2 separate regions of the Homo sapiens genome follow, and region 1 is linked to region 2. A link is a contact called in ENCODE Hi-C or POLR2A ChIA-PET data. All regions are on one chromosome and are shown on one strand. The core of a region is the stretch at or near the end of the contact, and the rest is flanking DNA. Distances in the headings are between cores, read along the strand shown.

Region 1 (2,700 bases), core at 72-2,571, 110 kb before region 2:
TTATGTTTGGCGATAAATGAGATATATTGTTAAAATTAATTTCACGAGGTAGGTGGCTTATTTCAGGTCAGGAGTTTGAAACCAGCCTGGCCAACATGATAAAACCTCATCTCTACTAAAAATACAAAAATTAGCCAGGCACGGACGGGCATGGTGGCTCACACCTGTAATCCCGGCACTTTGGGAGGCCAAGGCAGGAGAATCGCTTGAACCCAGGAGGCGGAGGTTGCAGTGAGCCGAGACCACGCCCACTGCACTCCAGCCTGGCAACAGAGCGAGACTCCGTTTCAAAAAAAACAAAAAATTAGCCAGGCGCATTGGTGCACACCTGTAACCCCAGCACTTTGGGAGGCCGGGGCGGGTGGATCACCTGTCGAGGTGGGTGGATCAGGAATTCGAGACCAGCCTGGCCAACATGGTGAAACCCTGTCTCTACTAAGAATACAAAACTAATCACGAATTTGAGACCAGCCTGGCCAACAGGGTGAAACCCTGTCTCTACTAAAAATACAAAACTCAGCTGGGCATGGTGGCTGGCACCTGTAATCCCAGCTACTCAGGAGGCTGAAACAGGAAATCACTTGAACCTGGAAGGCAGAGGTTGCAGTGAGCCGAGATGGTGCCATTGCACTTCAGCCTGGGCGAAAGAGTGAAACTCCGTCTCAAAAACAAACAAACAAAAATTAGCCGGGTGTGGTGGTGGGCGCCTGTAATCCCAGCTACTGTGGAGGCTGAGGCAGGAGAATCGCTTGAACCCAGAAGGCGAAGGTTGCGGTGAGCAGAGATCGCGCCATTGCACTCCAGCCTGGACAACAAAGCAAGACTCCATTTCATTTCCATTTTTTTTTTTTTGAGACAGAGTCTCGCTCTTGTTGCCCAGGCTGGAGTGCAATGGCACGATCTCAGCTCACCGCAACCACCGCCTCCCGGGTTCAAGCGATTCTCCTGCCTCAGCCTCTCGAGTAGCTGGGATTACAGGTATGCACCACCTTGCCTGGCTAATTCTGTATTTTTAGTAGAGATGGGGTTTCTCCATGTTGGTCAGGCTGGTCTTGAATTCCCAACCTCAGGTGATCCGTCTGCCTCGGCATCCCACAGTGGGGGGGTTACAGGAGTGAGCCACTGCGCCTGGCCAGACGCCACTTCAAAAAAGAAAAAAAAAGTAATTTCACCTGTTTCTTTTTACTTTTTTTTTTTTTTTTAATGTGGCTACTGGAAAATTTTAAATGAATGATGTGATTCTGTGGTGCTCCTGTGGGCAGCACTGGCCTGAAGCACAAACCTGGAGCCTCCAGCAGGGGGCAGTCCTCAGTCAGAGATCAGTGAGTCCTCCCAAGGAGCCGTGAGGCCTGACTGGCCACTGCTTCCCCTGTCAAACAGCTCAGACCCTAGGTATGTACTGATTACATAACCCTGGGGCATGCCAGGCGCTGTGGCTCACACTTGTAATCCCAGCGATTTGGGAGGCCAAGGTGGGCGGATCACAAGGTCAGTAGTTCGAGACCAACCTGGCCAACATGGTGAAACCCCGTCTCTACTGAAAATAGCTGGGCGCAGCGGCATGCGCCTGTAGTCCCAGCTACTCGGGAGGCTGAGGCAGGACAAACGCTTGAACCCAGGAGGTAGAGGTTGCAGGGAGCCGAGATTGTGCCACTGCACTCCAGCCTGGGTGACAGAGTGAGACTCTGTATCAAAAAACAAACAAAACAAAAAAACCCTAGGGCAGCAGGCTCCCCGGAGGGACTTGCCTTTTCCTACAGGCGCCCTGCCAACGAGGAATGGACATTCTCCTACGTCTGCTTGCATGGGGCTTCCCCTGCACCCCTCACAGGGGTGCCCCTGCCACCAGTTAACAAGACAGTCACTGACAGATGGACTCTGGAAGCCGGCAGATGTGCTGATGCCTTGATCCTTTCCACTGTCAAAAAAAATAGCCAATCTCCTAGAACCTCCTTGTGAACTAGAAGGCAGGAAAGCTTCATTTGAAAGGGCACCAGTTCCCGTACCCACTCACTCCCCAGATGAATCAGGAAACTCAGGACTGATGTTTGGGTATTTAACCCTAACCCAAGGTCCTCAGCCTGACTCCTCAGGGAGGACAACTGATGCCAGGATGAGTTTCAAATGTCACCTGGCTAGTGGGGAAGCCCTGACACCTCCCCCAAGGGAGCCTTCCCCTTTAGAGACCCCCAACTTCCCTCTATTTTCTCTAATGCATAATGGGGGCCCTGAGAGTTGCAAAGAAACGTTTGACTTTTCCACCAAAATACAATCCTTGCCTCGTCTTTGTGTATCTTTGGTTTTTTGTGGTCTTTCTTGGAGATGGCGTCTTGCTCTGTTACCCAGGCTGGAGTGCAGTGGCATGATCATGGCTCACTGCAGCCTCAATCTCCTGGACTCAACAGATCCTCCCACCTCAGCCTCTCGAGTAGCTGGGACCATAGGCATGTGCCACAATACCTGGCTAATTTTTTTTTTTTTTTTGAGACACAGTCTCACTCTGTTGCACAGGCTGGATGGAATGCAGTGGTGTGATCTCAGCTCACTGCAACCTCTGCCTCCTAAGTAGCTGGGACTACACGCATGTGCCACCACAACTAGCTAATTTTTATATTTTTAGTAGCAATGAGGTTTTGCCATGTTGGCCAGGCAGGTCTTGAGAACCTGGCCTCAGGTGATCTGCCCGCCTCAGACTCCCAC
Region 2 (2,700 bases), core at 109-2,608:
CCTCAGCTTCCCAAGTAGCTGGGATTACAGGTGCCCGCCACCATGCCTGGCTAATTTTTTGTATTTTTAGTGGACACGAGGTTTCACCGTGTTGGCCAGGCTGATCCTGAACTCCTGACCTCAAGTAATCCTCCCACCTCTGTCTACCAAAGTGCTGGGATTACAGGCTGAGCTACTGCGCCCAGCCTATTTTTGTTTTTTTGAGACAGAGTCTCACTGTGTCTCCCAGGCTAGAGTACAGTAGCCCCATCTCTGCTCACTGCAACCTCCGCCTCCTGGGTTCAAGTGATTCTCCTGCCTTAGTCTCCTGAGTACCTGGGATTACAGACGTGTGCCACCACACCCGGCTAATTTTTGTATTTTTAGTAGAGACAGGGTTTCACTATGTTGGCCAGCCTGATCTTGAACTACTGACCTCAAGTGATCCACCCATCTCAGCCTCCCAAAGTGCTGGGATTACAGGCATGAGCCACCGCACCAAGCCCCCAAAATCTGAAATGTTTTGAGTGCCGACATAACACTCAAAAAAATGCTTATTGGCCCCGGGCGTGGTGGCTCATGCCTGTAATCCCAGCACTTTGGGAGGCCTAGGTGGGTGGATCACCTGAGGTCAGGAGTTCAAGACCAGCCTGGCTAACATGGTGAAACCCCGTCTCTACTAAAAATACAAAAATTGACCAGGTGTAGTGGTGGGTGCCTGTAGTCCCAGCTACTAGGGAGGCTGAAGCAGGAGAATCACTTGAACCCAGGAGGCACAGCTTGCGGTGAGCCGAGATCCCGCCACTGCATTCCAGCCTGGGCAACAGAGAGAGACTCTGTCTCAAAAATAAAAATAAAAAAAAAATAATAAAAGCTCATTGGAGCATTTTGGATTTGGGATTCTTAGATTTGGGGTGCTCTATTGGTAAGTACAATGCAAATATTTCAAAATCTGAAAATACCCAAAATTCAAACACTTCTGCTCCCTGACATCCTGTGTAAACAACACTGCAGTGAACATTTATAGGTAATTCATTCAGCGGGTAAGGGTCAGGACCTTTTATAGGGATCCTTAATACCACATTTTTACATGGTTCATTGAGCATTCGTGCTCCCCTCTGCTGTGGGTGAGGGTGCAGGTCCCTCAGCCTTCTTGCTTGGGTTGAGTCATCCTGGTCTTTAATTTGGTAAGCAAAAAATGGCATCTTGTTTTTGAGCTCGTTTCTGAGAAAGTGCATGCTCCTTTTCCCCATCAACAACTTTCATCCGGCGCCTCGGAACCTCTTCAGTAGAGAGTGAGATGCAAATAGCGAGGCACAGCTTCTTTCCCTCTTCTGAGCTGATGCCTGGTGAGGTCATAGACTGGGTTTCATTGCAAAGACGAAAGCGTGGGCAGGACTTTTGGAGCACAAAAAGGGGCATTTCAGAGTAGTCTTCATGGGCGGCCACTCCAGAGGTGAAGTTTTCTAGAGAAAGACATGAAAGTACTGTGTGGCTGTGGCGACAGACAGAGGCTTACGAGCCTGCCCTCTAGAGACTGTGAGCTCCGCGTGTGAGGGCAAGGCCTGGGGCTGTCTGGGTCGCTTCTGGGTCCCCACCACAGCTAGCATAGGGTAGGGGTGGAGGGGGGGTGCTCAGGAAGTGATTTTTGAAGAGTGGATGACTGAATACATGCACACACATACTTTTAAGTTTCTGGGTTAAAGAGGAAAACAGAATGAGGTAAACAAAGGAAAGTAATGTGGAGGTGAACTGAGCAGATGGCAAGATGCCGTGAATGGTTAGAGGCCAGGAGAGCCAGAATCAGAGTGGCTTCCGTGAAGTGTCCCTACCTCCTCCCCCAGCCCAGCTATGTCACTCCTCTGAGCTTCACACCTATGGACTGTTCTGCACCCTAGCCCTCAGATGCAACGGTGAAAGTGGGACTCCTATTGGGTTTCCCTGTTGAGGACAGACATGGTGCCCTGTGTATCTGCTGCTGCTTTTTTCTTTTTTTCTTGCTGAGTATTCCATGTGTAGCATGTTTGTAACACTTGATAAGAAACAGAACCATCCCAGATAGCTTGAACACTTTTCAATTCAGTCAGTAACAGACCAGGTCTGCTTTGGATTTCCAGGAGCTTGTGTCACTTTATTTTTTTTCTGAGCCAGGGTCTCGCTTTGTCACCCAGCTGGAGTGCAGTGGTGCAATGTCAGCTCACCACAGCCTCTGCCTCCTGGGTTCAAGCAATTCTCGTACCTCAGCCTCCCAAGTAGCTGGGACTACAGGTGCCTGCCACAACACCCGGCTCATTTTTGTGTTTTTAGCAGAGACGGGGTTTCACCATGTTGGCCAGGCTGGTCTCAAACTCCTGACCTCAGTTGATCTGCTTGCCTTGGCCTCTCAAAGTGCTGGGATTACAGGCGTGAGCCACTGCACCCGGCCTCTGGATTGCCCGGCCTGTGTCACTTTGTCATGAGCCCTTCTCCCCTAGTTATCCTTTATTCTTCAAACAGGCTTCCTGTGTGACATATTTTTTGAGTGCCTGCTATGGGGCAAGCCCTGTGCCAGGTGTTCAGTATAGAGTAGTGACATCGCCTTTGCCCCACAGAGCATAAAAATCTAATGGAGGAGACAAGCCAGTCCTTGTGCTAGTTCATTTCCACAGGTGAATATAAAACCACAAACTGGGCAGGGCATGGTGGCTCACGCCTGTAATCCCAGCACTTTCAGAGGACAAG

Evidence for each region. Hi-C counts contacts between places; a loop is a spot of excess contacts on that map. ChIA-PET counts read pairs that join two places held with the same protein, here RNA polymerase II (POLR2A). Pooled maps may share reads with other maps.
Region 1: a loop to region 2 is called in a pooled map, with 12 times the contacts of the local background. The contact joins two enhancer-like sites. A Hi-C loop is called at or near these places in 3 of 50 pooled maps. POLR2A ChIA-PET finds 5 or more read pairs at or near these places in 3 of 52 experiments (BJ, WTC11 and naive thymus-derived CD8-positive, alpha-beta T cell).

The regions. Positions count from the first base shown.
Region 1 is chr19:47,078,195-47,080,894 of GRCh38, forward strand. The region is part of intron 11 of ZC3H4 (zinc finger CCCH-type containing 4); the gene reads right to left. Among named protein-coding and RNA genes, the nearest start is that of TMEM160, 31 kb to the left of the region's middle. Within about 2 kb of position 1,322, at least 8 of the 41 ENCODE cell types and tissues checked have a DNase peak (open chromatin) inside an H3K27ac peak, as active enhancers do.
Region 2 is chr19:47,185,418-47,188,117 of GRCh38, forward strand. All of the region lies in intron 6 of SAE1 (SUMO1 activating enzyme subunit 1), which reads left to right. Among named protein-coding and RNA genes, the nearest start is that of MIR3190, 40 kb to the right of the region's middle. RefSeq lists an enhancer at 1,336-1,605. Within about 2 kb of position 1,359, at least 9 of the 41 ENCODE cell types and tissues checked have a DNase peak (open chromatin) inside an H3K27ac peak, as active enhancers do.